2 separate regions of the Mus musculus genome follow, and region 2 is linked to region 1. A link is a loop called in an ENCODE intact Hi-C map of the cell type or tissue named here. Cell type or tissue: gastrocnemius. All regions are shown on one strand.

Evidence for each region. A loop is a pair of places that touch in the nucleus more often than their neighbours do. Peaks named below come from ENCODE experiments on the same cell type or tissue, not always from the same donor. Only the 100,000 strongest peaks of a DNase experiment are listed, where the experiment ranks them.
Region 2: a loop joins it to region 1, with 2.2 times the contacts of the local background. A loop is called at or near these places in 1 of 42 quality-filtered maps.

What each region holds. Positions count from the first base shown.
Region 1 is chr3:152,400,703-152,408,702 of GRCm38, reverse strand. All of the region lies in intron 1 of Zzz3 (zinc finger, ZZ domain containing 3), which reads right to left. Among named protein-coding and RNA genes, the nearest start is that of Zzz3, 8.7 kb to the right of the region's middle. In gastrocnemius, no CTCF peak of the experiment used is centred here; no DNase peak of the experiment used is centred here; H3K4me3 peaks cover 579 bases; H3K27ac peaks cover 5,733 bases.
Region 2 is chr3:152,553,491-152,561,490 of GRCm38, reverse strand. The region is part of intron 6 of Ak5 (adenylate kinase 5); the gene reads left to right. Among named protein-coding and RNA genes, the nearest start is that of 3110067G11Rik, 68 kb to the right of the region's middle. In gastrocnemius, a CTCF peak has its summit at 4,421; no DNase peak of the experiment used is centred here.

The DNA of each region.
Region 1 (8,000 bases):
AAACAGTCTTTATGCCACATTCTGAAATTCTTCTCCTTTGAAATCTCTTGGGCCAGGTCAACACAGTTCAAATCACTCCCAGCAACAAAGTCTTCCATATTCCTACTAGGATGGCCCATTAAGCCCCATTTAAAGCATTCCACTGCTTTCCAAATCCAAAGTCCCAACATCCACATTCTTTCAAATAAAAGCATGGTCAGGCCTATCACAGCAATACCCCAGTCCCTGGTACCAACTTCTGTTTTAGGATTTTACTGCTGTGAACAGACACCATGACCAAGGCAAGTCTTATTAAAAAAAAATAATAATAACATTTAATCGGGGCTGGGTTACAGGTTTAGAGGTTCAGCCCATTATCATCAAGGTGGGAGCATGGCAGTAACCAGGCAGGATGGCGCAGGCAGGGCTGAACTGAGAGTTCTGTTTCTTCATCCAAAGGCTGCTAGTAGAAGACTGACTTCCAGGCACCAAGGGTGAAAGTATTAAGCCCACATCCACAGTGACACACCTACTCCAACCAGGTCACACTTACTCCAACAAGGCCACACCTCCAAAAGGTGCCACTCCCTGGACCAAGAATATACAAACCATCACAGTTGGGAAAACAACAAAAGTGAGACAAAGCTATAACAATTAAATAGAAGATGGTATTAGCACTAAAACTGACCTTTAAATATAGAAAATTTTCTATTAAATTAAGAAATTTTAAAGAAGCAAAAGTGAGTCATGTGTTTCATGTTTCAATAAGAAACACAATAGCGTACAAACAAAAGCACTTCTGTGAGCTGGAGTGCAGCCCAGCACTAAGGAAGCTACTAGCGTGTACCAAACCTAAGTTCAATCCTTAGCAACTGTAAAGTTTTTCTAATCAAAATTTCTACGTTAAGTACACAAAACAAAAAAGCCAAAGTAAGCACTACTGTCCCCAAGTTGTCCCTTTCCCCACCCCACCCCCACCCCCAGAACTGAGCAACAAGCAGCTTCCCATTGCTAGTACCTAATACAGATAACAGACACCTGTGCAGTTGTCACCCCATTCCCCTTCACAGCCACTCATGAAGACTGCATTTTAAAAGCAGATTTTAAAAATAAACACGTGGCAAATAAAAGATGTAATCTGACTGCTGTCCCTTTCAGTGATGGAGGGGGTGGTGACTCGAGTAAGGTAGTTAACTATTTTTCCATATTAAAAATAAAGTTTCTAGGGTGGAGGCATGAATGGGAAAAGAAAAGGAATAAAGACTCCGAGTAGCTCCTCAAATGTCTTTGAATACATATGTGAGGTTGGTTTTATCAACTTGGCCCTAGGATCACCTGGGAAGATTCCCAGTGAGGAATCCTTTTAACTGGTGTGGAGTGTGGCACAACCAGTATTGCACAGATGACACACGTTCCAAGATAGCCAGGGCTATAGAGACCCTAAGGACAGATGGTGTGTCTGTCTTGGTGTGTGTACATGAGTCCAGGAGCCTGAAGAGCTCAGAGGTACCACCCCCTGATGTTATACACAGTTACAGACAGCTGTGAATCACCTGTACTCTGAAAGATTAGTACATGCTCTTAACCAAAGAGCCCTCTCTCCAGCCCCTTGATTTTATTTTAATAGGATTTTTAAAAACATTACTGCTTATGGAAAACAGCTAGCAGTATCCTGGAATTCTTTATTAGTTTTTATCAGGTCTTCCCTTCCCTTCTCCCCACTAAGCACACTCAGGTTCCTCAATAGTTCTCAGATTCTGCTTTTGACACATCAAAAACTCCCCCTTAATAATATAAAAAAGGAAGCTAATAAAATATAATAAAACAAAAGTAACAAGCTGGGCGATGGTGGCGCATGCCTTTAATCCCAGCACTTGGGAGGCAGAGGCAAGTGGATTTCTGAGTTCGAGGCCAGCCTGGTCTACAGAGTGAGTTCCAGGACAGCCAGGGCTACACAGAGAAACCCTGTATCAAAAAAAAAAAAACAAAACAAAACAAAGCAAAACAAAAATTCATTATTACTACAAGTTCTTAATCCTGTGTGTCTGTGATCACACATGGTGCTATCTGTGGCTGTGAACTGTGATGTTGGTACTGAAAATCAAACTGGGATCCTCTGAGGAGGCAGGAAGTACCAGTCACCTCTCTAGTTCTTCCCTAAACTCACCTTCCTAAAATAGCTTTCAGAAGCAAGGCCAACATTGCAAATGCATACCAGCCAACATGGAATCCTACTGGTCCAGCCTGTTACTTCATCTGTCTGAGGTGCTGTTTCATGGTTTTGTCTGGTTTTGTAGGTCACTTTGTAACCCTGGCTTGCCTGGAACTATCTCCTTATGTAGATGAGGCTAGTAGCTCTGCCTCCCAAAAGCTGAATGCAAACCAAAGGCATGCAGCACCACCCCTCACCTAACAAAGTTAGAGTTTTCAGGTCACTCACACATTTACCTAAACTCATATGTTGTCGTTTTCAGTAACAATGTACGCAGAGGGTTATCTATCAGTACTGATGGCTCATACTATTCAGTCATTGCCTATCTTTTCACTCAACTTCCTGAAATCCATTTTTCTGAGAACTACTATAACTGCAAGCTAACACAGCCACTACTTATTAACGGAAACATTCAGTTTATAGCTGTGAGTGGTTTTGGAAGAACATGAGCTTTGGAGTAACAGGCCACTGTGTGACAAACTACAAACACCCGTGTCTACAGCAGTACTCACAAGTCTTTGTGGTGCAGATTCCAACTAGAACACACTAAGTTTATTTATAAGGAAGCTACAGCTTTGAGACATAGGAATTTGCTTAAACATACAGAGCTAATAGGGCTAGAGTCAGAATTTAAATTCAAGTTTCAAACCCATGTGCATACTATACCACCCAAACTATAAAACTATAAAAAGGGCCAACTGCCCACAAACAGGTGTTCAATCATGGCCAATTCCAAATTCTTCAGTGGTCAAAACCCATGCTACATCAGCAACTCTCTTAAACTTAAAAAACAAACAAACAAACAAACAACCTTTTATTTGGGGCTGAAGCGGTGTCTCTGCAGTATAAGAAGAGCACACTAGCTGTTCTTCCAGAACACCCACATGGCCGCTCCTAACCATCTGTGAATTCAGATGCAGAAGATATCGTCTTCTGGCCTCTGTAAGCATTACATGCAAGTGATGCACAAACATACACGCAGGCAGAGCACACACACACAATATGAATAAAGGGAAAATAATTTTTTCACAAGCGTATTCTGTGCATGAGTGTTTAGCCTGCTGCCTGCACTGGTCAGGCGAGGGCGGGTGCCAGGCCCTCTGGAGCTGGGGTTAGGGATAACTGTGGTAGAGATGGTAGCTAGAAACTGACCCCAGGTGTGCAGCCCTGGTGCAAGAGCAACACCTGAGTCATCCTCCAGTCTCCATTCTTTTCAACTTTTAAATTACTGGCAAAACCAAAAGTGTAGCTAAAGATATAAGAATTTTTATTAGTAGTATATTGTTGTTTATTTAATTCACAAACTAAATCTTAAAATTATGCCAAACATTTTCTTCGAATACTTCAGTGTTAAGGAGCCCCTTGCACTGAAGCATGACAGAAAACACAGAAGGAGCCCAGCATGGCAGAGTCTGCCTGGAGCCCCTCAATAACTATGGAAGCAGCTCCAGCACAGCCAGCATCTGCTGTAAACGCCTGGCAACACAACTTCCGTAAACAGATACTTACTGTTACACAAACATGACCTAAGCTTGACACCTGAACATACAGGACCTTGGGCAAGGCCTCACTCCCTAGACAGAGCCAGAGACTCTCAAAGAGAACAGTTTACAATAGGGGCTGGAGAGATAGATTAGTAGTTAAGGTTAAGGGTACTGACTGCTCTTCCAGAGGACCTGGGTTCAATTCCCAGCACCCACATTGGTATCTGATACCCTCTTTGGCTTCCAGGACCAGGTATTCATACACATAAAATAAAACTAAGAAAAAAAAACTATTAACAGTAAAGATAACCTATTTTCCCATTACCTGTGGGACTAGACTTCTAGTTTAACAATTATAATCCTATTAGGTGCCTTCAAGGGCAAACCAGTGATAAGAGTAACTTTCAATTAAACCAAAATCCTACGAAAGCCAGGGCCTCATCTAGGAGAAGCCCACACCCATGTACCTTGCTTTGCTTTCTTCTGGGTATCTCTTTTTGGCCTCTCTCTCACACTGAAGCCTCTATTGAAATAAAATATCTTTAATCAAATTTACAACTGTTTCATTAGCTAGTCCTGAAATTCCTGAATTGAGTGTCGTGTCATGAACAAACCATGGTTCAGTGGGGAGCTCCTCAGGTGGCTGTGCCTGTCTCTGCCCCTAAACACTGACCATGGCACAGTTCTGTCACCTCAGCACGGTATATGGATGGCTGACAAAGAACACCCTGACCTTGAGGTTAGTCTGGGTGCCTAGAGATACCTTGTCTTAAAAATCAACAAAACTCAAACCAAGCATGATGCAGTGGTACACACCATGATCCAGCATTTGGTCGTTTGGGACAAAGATTTTCTGTTCAGAATCATCTGGGATTATCTAATGAAATCCTGCCTCAAAACCAAAGTAAAACAAAACAACCTTTGAAGTGGTTTATGAAGCATAGCAAACCATGAGAGCCTGTGCCTTATAGTTACAAATTAATCAAAGGCAGCTAAACAGAAAAGTATGCAAGTAGCTAAGGTCAAAGTGGAAAATGCTCTGACTAGTTCAACAACACCAGCATTTGTGGGCCAAGCAACATTGGAATCTCAGCATTTGGGAGGTGGAGGCAGAAGGATAGGGAGTTCAAAGTTATCCTCTGCTACACAATGAGCTTGAGACCGTCCTGGGCAAATGAGGTATATGCAAGACAGACAAGACAGACGGACAGATGGATGGGGACACACACAGGCCCCTGCAAAAGGCATTTATTGATCCACTATAGATGAATAGAAGACTATTTGCTCAAGGCCCAGGGCTTCATCACTAGCAACACACAAACACATACATTTATCAAGAATAATAAATAACTAACAATCACAATTCACTCTGTCTTCCATTATCCATAACATAATGTTCTCCTAAATGTTCCATCAAAAACAGAGCTCAGCAATTAAGAATGCTTGAAATAAGTGTAAAACCACAGTAACAAATCTTTCTCAATAATTTTAAAAATTAAAAAGCAGCCGGGCGACGGTGACGCACACTTTTAATCCCAGCACTGGGGAGGCAGAGGCAGGTGGACTCCAGCCAGCCTGGTCTACAGAGTGAGTTCCAGGACAGCCAGGGCTACACAGAGAAACCCTGTCTCGAAAAACAAACAAACAAACAAAGCAAAGTGGTAGAATATATAGAATTTTTGCTAAGAAAGTTTCATTTATGTCATGCAGTCAGAAAGAGATACCAACTGGGTAAGGGTCTCAGGTAATTCACATTTGTATAGCAGTTTACAATGTGACTTTATAATCTGCACACTACTAGGTACCTAAACATTTTGAATGAGAACAGCTTTAATTTAAATTAGGACTTTTCGACGGCACGCCTTTAATCCCAGCCCTCCGGAGGCAGAGGCAGGCGGATTTCTGAGTTCAAGGCTAGGCTGGTCTACAGAATGAGTTCCAGGACAGCCAGGGCTATAGAGAAACCCTGTCTCAAAAACCAAAAATAAATAAATAAATTAGGACTTTTCTTAGTGGACTCTTCCAACAGATTTTATAATAACTGAAGATTCTACAAACATCCCCCAAACTGGGAATCACTAGTAGCTTCGGAATTCCAAGAATGTAAAGCAAGCTATCCAATGAAGAGGCACTAACTAGTCTGTCAGGAATGCACTAACTAGTCAGGAATGCACTAACTAGTCAGGAATGCACTAACTAGTCAGGAATGCTGAACTCAAACCTTCAACACAAAATGAAGTTGGAGTAGCTGAGGTACTGCTGTAAGGTGTTAATGACCAAACTAAAACTGTTCGGCTTACTTAAACGACAATAAAACAAGTATATTCTACCAGTGCAATGCAGCTTTTCTTTGGCTGCTCCCATACTTCTTGACAACTGCAACATTTGTGAGAACTATCTGAGTTAGTGTTGAGATCCCTCTACTTCCTCAGGCCACAAAACGAAGTGGAGAGAAAACAGATGATTCTCACAATGTTGAGTAAAAAAGCTAAACACAACAAAGCCCATGTTGCAAGATCCTATGCTAGAAGCAAACAGGCTATCACATGTCCTGGGTTCCCTGGGGAAGGATGAGTAATAGCTAGGAGGGGGATGGGCTTCTCAGTCTATGCAAAGCCACTCTGCTGTGCGCGTGGGAAACCTCTATGCTTAGGACACTTAACTGTATTTACAAGTTTAAAAAAATCATGGCAAAGACAAAACAAAATTTCTCCCAAAGCAAAGAAACATTACTGTAAAAACAACACAAGTTTATATTTGGTGGGAATAGTTCAAGTGAAGAACTCTAAGTGCATTAAATGCATGGGGGCGGGGCGGGGGCGGGGGGTTGGGAGGAGACTACATGGTAGAGCACTGACCTAGCATGTGGGAGGCCTGGTGGGTGGGAAGATGATAGGTCTGGAGTAAAGCTTAGAGTCAGTACAGGAAAGTATTACAGGTCTAAGTGTGGAAGCACAGGCTCCTAATCCTAGCACTTACGGAGAGGATGAAGGAGGTTCAAGAATTTAAGACCAACCTTATAGGGTTCTGAAGCAAGTTCAAGGCCAGCCTAGAATACAGGAGACACTGTCTGGACAGAGTAAGGGACAGTGTGCATGCATGTGTTGGAGATGGAATGAATATAAAAAGAAATAAAATGACTGTTCCTAGGCATGGTGGAGAAGAAAATTTATATATATATATATATATTCAGGCTGAGACATCTGGGAGCATCCAGACTGAACATAACCCTGAGCTGGGCCAGCGAGGAGTTGGGGGTGGGGGGCAGGAGACAGACGACCAGGAGAACAAGAGGGTAAAGGGTATACAAAAGGATGGGTAACCAAAATGACTAGGTTCATCAGGAAGGGCAGCTGAAGGTGGAAGGGCTGAAGAAGTTTAGGGTATGGGGCAGGGTATGAGGATGGCCACACTCTGTGACCTGTAGGGACAGGAGGCTGATGAAAGAACATGAAGGACAAAGTTGGCTTTAATGTGTTAAATAGGCACCTCAGCTTGCCATTTGTACTGGGTTTCTGAGACCTAACAGGGAGGTAATCACAAAGTTCTTAAAGAATTTAAGAAATAAAATAATTTCACACAACACAGATCTTTTCTAAGAAAATAATCTTGACAATACAGCCATGTAAATGAACCCAAAGAATAATCTCTTCATTTATGAAATTCATAAACTTGATTTCTAACTGCTAAGTTAGAAGAAAATCAAACTTAGGCTAGGGAATTTAGCTGAATGCTAGGTACAGCACTAGGGTGTACAAGGCACAAAGGTTGACCCTAAGCACAAAAAGAAAAGGAAGGGGAGGAGGGAAAAAGAAAGAGTGTAACAGGGTCTATTTATTGAACTTCTAATCAACTAGAAGACAACTAGATGGGCCATCAAGTCTGACAATCTGAATTCAATCTGAAACCCACCTGGTAGAATAGCCAACTGCCCTGAAACCGTCAAGTTAGGGCGATTTCTCCATAACAAGACCTCTCTCTCATGAAGCGCTGCATGGGAGTACTCAGGTTACCAATGACTTTGAAGACAGAAAATCTCTATTATGTTACCAATGACTTGAGTTCACTTTGCTCAATAAATGTTAGATGAGGAAATGTAGTGTTTAAAAACACTAAGCTTAAAAAAGAAAAGACACAAAGAAACCTCATCTGGAAAAGCCAAAATAAAACAAGACATAGTGGGACACACCAATAGACCCATCTCTTGGGTGGTGGAGGAAAAAGAGCTCTAGGCCAGCCTCCTGTGGAAGCTCTGCCTCAAAACACAAGAGGGCAGGAAGAGGTAAAAACTGAATTACAGTGCAGTAGGGTGCTTCCCTAGCCTG
Region 2 (8,000 bases), 150 kb before region 1:
GTCTAACTAAGCGTCTCCCTGTAATGCAGGAAACCTTTTGGCATTAGGTGACAGAGACACGGTCACTACAAATCACAATGGGTTAGTAAATAGGACTGTAGATGCTTTGGTGGCTGTGGAATAAAAGTGTAGATGTGGTGGCTGTGCTGAGTTCACATCCTAGAGCACAGTAAGGCTAAACTTTTCAATCTTCTAGTACCTACCTCCCTTCTTTTAAGTGGTGTCAAAGTCAGGGTAACATTGTGTCCTTCATAGGGCTGTTGGTAGTCCAAAGACAAAGGCAAGTGCTGATGAATATTGGATATGAGTTGTCTCTGTCAAAACTCATGCTGCAGCTTAATTCCCCAATGTGATAGTGTTGGGAGGTGATGAAGCCTGAACGACGGACGTGTGACCCAGTGCAAGATCTTATGCCGTGGTCACCTGGTGACTGGATCAAAGTGGTTCCGAGAAAGTGACTGGGAGAGTGTTGTTAGACAAGAGCCAGTCTGGCCTCGCCTGGGTTTCTTGCTTCCTCTCTGGCCACATGGCTTTGGTCCCATACCCTTCAGACTGATGCCATTTGTGATGCCTAGATGTAACTAGAAAGCTCTTGTTAAAGATCCTCTAAAACTGTCTGCTAAATGAAACATATTCCCTATAAAGCACTTAGTTGATGATGTTTTTGGATAGGAACAAAAAAAAGTGAAAGAGAAAAAAAATACCAACTATTGAAAACAATTTCTGACCCAAGTACCATGGAAAAGAGCACAAAAGCTTGGTAACTCATTGGTGGTATGCTTAAAATATGCAGAAATCATGTCAATGCATTCAAAATGAGCCAGAAAGGCAGAAAAATATTTGCAATCTTAGGTTGAAAAAACCTCCCTTTACATCTTTCTCTAACATTTGCCAGTATGGTTTTTTAAAATCAACTTTAAGCTGGCAAAGGCAGTATGTTTCTGGGGATCCACACAGCATGTGAATATGAAATCAAACAGTGGTCTCTCAGAGCTGGGCTGTCAGCCTGAGGTATGGGAGCTCTAATGAGTGTTGCTGCATCCTGTGTTCTTCCAGGAAAATCTACATTCCACATGTTCACGTAAAGACAACCAGCTCAGAAAGAAAACTTGGAATCTCTCTGTAATCTATTAATGTTACATAACTCGGAGAGGAATGCAAACCCTAGAGGCTGTGCTGTATGTATGTATGTATGTATGTATGTATATATGTATAGTATGGATTTGACCTGAAGGCTGCTCAATATGTATAGCATGGATTTGATGCCCAGGGCTAACAGTTGTCCAAAACAGTATGGTAATACTCAACAACAAAATGCTGTGATTCCGGCCACTTTCTACTACAGTAAAATACACTGTTAGGTAACTTCTAATACGTTGGTTATTGTGGAGGGTCTCTGCAGGCTTTACAGCAGTCATGGAAACGATCCACAAAGAGGCAAGAATGAAACTTGGTTCAATCTAATTTAGGTAGCTGTGCTTGGTCAGGACTTCCAGAGTCTGACACCAACCAGTTCATTTATTTTAGCCATATTTAAGCAGAGTACCATTTTGGGAAAAAAAAAAGTTTTCTGATAACAGTTAACTCAGTCCCAAGTGCATAACAAATTTAAGACATGTTTACATTGAAATTCTTTACAAAGTACATCTGGCTTTTTTCACCAAGTTGGGTACTATTGACTCAGAAATGGAGACCCAGATTTAGAGTCCAGGGAGACTGACCGAGGGAAACAGAGTACCTGTGGGTGCCAGGATTGTCCTGACCCTAAGGGAGCATAGAAGTCACTTATGCTCTTGTAAAGCACATGTGACGTCATTCACGAGGTCTAAAAGCAATGGTGGTGATTTAGCAGCAAAGGGTCTGGAGTAAGTAAAGTATATCCCAGCAATGTGGGAGATACAGGGAGAGCCTGGCTCATCAGGGAGCAGAGGATTATCAGGTAGAAACCACAACCGTTCCCAGCATTCCTGGAGAAACAGATAAGCACTTCATTCCTTGAAGAGATAAACTGTGTACTTAATTTTTCCTGTCTTCCCCAGTGCTTATCTGTGTACACAAAGATTTTTTTTTTTTGCCCTCTACGGACTGTATTATTTATATGAGATCAAATTTGGTTCATAATTATGCCCATTTTACATAATAAAAGTACTTATTAATTCACTCTAAAAAATCTTCCAATAAACTGTCTGTACATGCAATGAGGTGGTAAAAGTTAATGTGTATGAGGCAGGCAAGATGGCTTAGTGTATAAAAGAGGTTTGCCGATGGGTTGGTCACCTGACTTGTATACCCAGGACGGTGGGCAGAGAAGAGAACTGACTCCTGCATACAGACTCCCACCGATGGACCACAGCACACTCATATACACAAACACACACTTTTAAAAATTAAAGTTTAGAATTATATTTTTAATTGGAATTGGGGCCTAATGAGCCCCACAACTAATCATTTTATAACTTGACATCAAGTAAAGTTATGTTAGACTCATGCAGATCTTTTTTTTTTTCCAAATGTCATAACGCTTTTTAAAGCATAGCAACAGAAACTATGTTAACAAGAGCAGCCAGGCTCAAATAAGATATGCCAACACACTTCTAGAAGACAGGAGTCAGATGGGACACAAGGCAGTCATCTAAGAAGGAAGAGAAATTCTGTCTTCAAGCATGGAAAGGGAGATCGTGAACAAGAAATAAAAGAGCCTTGGTGGGGGCTGGATTCAAACGCACCTTGGAGTCAGCACAAGGCTGGACACTAAATAGAAGTGTGTGTTGTGTTCCTGTGTGGACAGTCAGCTCCCCTGAGTGTTGTTAGCTTTTCACGCCCATCCTCTGAAAGAATTTTAAAGACTTTTTCTTTTAAAACCTAAAAAAAAAAAAACTAAAACATCACCTGTATTTGTTTACTTAAAACACCATAAAATATCCCACAAAGCAGGTGGAATAAACAGAAAATAAAAATCCTTCTTCTCCCGCTTCTGAAGGCCAAAACCTCAAGGTGAAATTCAATTGCTCTTCTGCAGCCACCCCACCCCACCCCACCCCACGTCACCCCCATCCCATGTTGTCACAGTGGGCGTCCCTCCCTTGAGTGACTTGTTCTAATCTTCTGTGACTCTCTATGTCTTCTCGGGGCATCCCTCTACGAGTGTTTGCCCCAAACTCCACATGCTGCAGCTATAATAGTCGTACTGGGGTAGGCCACCATGCCACAGAATTTTGCCTTATTCAGTCGCTTATAGCCCTAATTCCTACACACAGATACATGCTGAGGGACCAGAAAGGAAGATCTCAACGTGTAATTTATAGGAAAAATTCTGCCCGTAGCCACGAGTGCACAGCAAAGTGAAATAATAGCTAAATATGAATTGAAAACCTGTTCACGGGCTGCACCCCGCCCCACCTTGCCAAGCCCTGCCCAGCCCAGCCCGGCCCTCCCCTACCCCCGACCCACCCAGCCCTCACCTACACTGTCTAGCCACGCCCACCCTATCTAGCTCCGCCCCGCCCTGCCCCCACTCCGTCCCGCCCACCAAGCCCTGCCAAGTACAGTCCAGCCCCGCCCTACCTAGCCCAGCCCTCCCCTCCCGGTCTAGCCACGCCCCATCCTATTCAGCCCCGCCCTGCCAAGCCTAGCCCCGCCTTGTCTGTAAGTGGCTCTAGTGTCAAGAAATGTCCTCCTAACTAGAGAAGAGAGCAGGCCTCTCTGTGAGGAAATAGACTGTGCACTGGCCTTAGCCACAGCAGATGCCCTTGGACCCTGATCCTCATCAGGTGGTGGGGTTCCGTTTTTTGTTTCTCTTGACCATAATCTTCTTTTGTATGTTTTAAATAGAATCCCTCTTCCCCCTTAGATTACTGACGTGTTACAACTGTCTATGGCTCTCAGAACTCTCTTGGCATTTCTCCCTATGGCTGACGACTGCGCTTGTTGCATCATCTTTCTGGTTATGCTATTTTTTTATTTTAATTTCCTTTATTCTGCCAGTGGGTTCTTGTTAAAGAAATAAGTGAAATATGTCCCGGTGCATAAATATTCTGGAGTAATGTCCTCATTCATAAATGTGCAACAAGGAAGAATGTGTACCATAAGGAAAGAGGGAGAAACACGAGGAAATACTGTCACCATAGAACGAGCAGGATGGCAGGAAGAGAATAATAGATTAATGCAAAATGGAGGTGTAGTATTTGAGGAGTCACTACGAATGGCAGGAAACGATGTCAGGAATTAACTCTAAAATTGTGATCAAGAAATAACATAGGAGCTGGAGAGATGGCCCAACTGTCATGAGTACTCTCTGCTCTTGCAGAGGGCCCAGATTCAGTTCCCAACACCCACACAACGGCTCAGACCCATCTGTAACTCCAGTTCCAAGGGATCCAGTGCTCTCTTCTGCCTCCCACAGGCACACACAGGTAGTGCACATACCTATAGACAGGCAAACCACTCATACACATAAAATAAAAATAAAGTAAATCTTTAAAGAAAAAGATTAACAGTAAAGGCACACTATTAATAATAACAGAAAACAAATAAATCATGTTTGCCTGCCAAAAATACAAGACTGCTGGTTTTCTTTAAGCCTTAATAATGTGATAACCACAGCGTTGCTTCTTATAATGTCTGTGCTCCTGACTACACAGATCACTTTTTATAAATCAATACTATCTTTAAGCTCTTGGCCAAATAGAGATTTGAGGCTCTGTCAAGGACTATACAGGGTTACCAGAAGCCAGTCCTTTCCAAGAGTCTGTGGGGTTTTTTTAAATTCCAGGAAGACAACATTATAAGCCAGCATAGCTCAGAAACAATAGCGACAGCCCGGCTGGAATGAGTCAGCACTCCCGAGAAAAAGGTGCAGGCTTCCACTGATGGAGAAGTGTAGCCCAGAGTGTGGCAGCCAGCCCGGACAACAGAGCAAAGTGCTGGGGGGAAGGAAGGGAAGGGGAGTGAGGGGAAGAGGAAGAGGAAGAAGGGGAGGGGAGGGGAGGGGAGGGGAGGGGAGGGGAGGGGAGGGGAGGGGAGGGGAGGGGAGGGGAGGGGAGGATGCATATTGGAACTGAGAAACTCAGCATGTAAAAGCCCTTACCATCAAGTCTGACAACCTGAGTTTGGTCCTTGGAAGTAGAAAACCAACTCCCAGAGTTGTCCTCTGACCTCCACGGCATCCCCTACACACAAACACACACACACACAGACACACAGACACACAGACACACAGACACACACACATACATACACATACACACACACATACACACACATACATACATACATACACATACACACACACATAAACACACACACATACACACACACATACACACACATACATACACACACACATACATACATACACATACACACATACACACAAACACACACATACACACACACACATACACACACATACATACACACACACATACATATACATATACACACACATACTCACACACACACACACACATTCATTTTAAAGATAACAAACTTAGAAATCCACAATCGTTTGTCCTTGAAAACATTAGCAATTTTATGCTGAGTACCACTGGAAATTTCTAAGCTGTGTGATAACCAACTTTAATCATCACTAACTTTATTTCACTGAGAGCCAAGCAAAGAAACTCGGGGCCTGCTTAGCATTTTGAACGTGTGCACGTTTCGAACGTGTGCACGGAGAGGAGCACGCTTCCTTATTGTTTTCAGTTTTTATCATCATTATCATTGTCAGCGTGTGTGTACGTGGGATGTGTGTGTGTGGTATGTAGGGGTGGTGTGTGTGTCTGTGTATGTGTGATGTGTGTGTGTGGTGTATGTGTGTGCTGTAGGAAGGTGGTATGCATGTGTATGTGTTGTATATGTGTGTGTTTGTGTATTTATGGTGTGTGTGGTGTGTGTGTGAAGTGTGTTTGTATATGTGTGTGTTTGTAGTGTGTGTGTCTATGGTGGGAGTGTGTGTGTGTGTGTGTGTGAAGTCAGAAGACAACTTTCAAGCATGCTCTCTTTCCACCTTGTTGGCAGGGTGTCTCTTGTTTCTGCCATGCTGACTTTCACACTGCTAAGCCATCACGTCAGCTCAAAGGGAACAATGTCTACGAGGCGTTCCTAGATGAACAATATAGGAAAGCGCCTAACCGTGCTGGCCACTCAGTCCCTAAACCCCAGAGAGACCTCCCAGTCGGACAGTGCTGACTGGGTCCAGCGTGACTCTGCTTACAGAGGAAGTGTAGCCAGAGTGCATTGAGGCAGACTTGGGGTTACCACAGAGAAGGGTGACACTGTCTGTGTCAAGTTCCTCCTGCCCAGGATTAGCCCGACTCTTCATCTGCTCCTAGCATTTTTAAACGTTGAGGTCATTTGAAAAGCAAACAGCAATCCTGTTTATCTTCTGTCTAAAACCAACTTTTCCATCCGTAATGCGCTGCTTGAAGCAAGAAATCTATTATTTCTGAGTAAAATTTGTCTGCTAGAACCCCAGCCTGGGTATATTCTCCTACCAAGGCTTCCTTGGTTACATGTTGTCTTGTTATTCTGCTATGGCATAATGACACACTGAGTTTAGAAACCCTATGGGCATGCACATACGTAAAAGTGGCTACAAGGGGCCGGAGAACTGCCTGAGCAATTAAAAAACATAGTTGCTTTTACAGAAGACCCAGGTTTGATTTCCAATACCCACATGGCAGTTCACAGGGCATCCAGTGCCCTCTCCTGACCTCCTTTAGTACCGGGCACACACAGTGCACATGCACACATTCGGGCAAAGCACACATACACATAAAATCATAAGATATTATTTTTCTTTTCTATGGCTTTAGCGGACTCACAGCTTGCTTCTCTTACTTTATTCTATGGTGTTATTTTTGTTCTGTGCATCTGAAAATGGAACGCTGTGGAGGCGGGGCATTGACTCAGACAGTCCAGCAAAGTACCTGCCACTGAAGCTAAGTACCTGAGTTCAGACACCCAGCATTCCTGTAAAAGCCAGACATACTCCCTCGCATCTGTAACTCCACAGTTGGAGAGGGGGGATGCAGGGCTCATTAGCCAGTCATGATGGACACTCGTTGAGCCCTGAGTTTAGGGAGAAACTGTCTCAAAGTATAACAGAGAGGCTGAGGGAGATACCTGACACCAACCTATGCCCTCCATACCCATGCACACATGCATCACATAGGCACACACATGCTACATACACGTACATAAGAAGAAGGAAAGTTTTGGACCCTGTGTGTTCACACCAGCCTCAGTGTCTCCATAGTAACATTCATATTTTACAGTGAGAGGCAAACTGCTCTTAGGGGATGTTCATCACTGGAGGAAGGAAAACTGGAATTGTAGCCACAGCATCTGTCTGTCCTGTGGTGTTCAGGTTAGAGGTGCAGCAAGGAGGGTATTAGTCTGTGTGTCCTTTTCTGAGTTATCATCAGCTCATACACACAGTCTGTTAGCATGCTTCCTCAGGATCCAGGTATGTGCTGGTTTGAATATGCTTGGCCCAGGGAGTGGCACTACTTGGAGGCGTGGCCTTGTTGGAGGAAGTGTGTCATTGTGGGTGTGGGCTTTAAGACCCTCGTCCTAGCCACCTGGAAGCCAGTCTTCTACTAGCGGCCTTCAGATGAAAATGTAGGACCCTCAGCTTCTCCTGCACCATGCCTGCCTGGACGCTGCCATGTTCTGCCTTGATGATAATGGACTGAACCTCTGAACCTAATTAAGCCAGCCCGAATTAAATATTGTCTTTATAATAGTTACCTTGGTCATGGCGTCTGTTCACAGCAGTAAAACCCTGACTAAGACAAGGTAGAACCATGCCATCACGAAGAACACCGGGCTGACCCAGAGCCATGCAAGGGATCCTGGATCGTTGGCCCTCTCCCCTGATGTTGAGCACTTCTTCTGCGTAGAAACAATGGCAGTTCAGAATGAAGTCTGTGAGGAATAGTTTTAAATTCTTGTCAGTTGTGTCCTAGAATCCTAGGATCATGCAAAGTGGTTAAAAC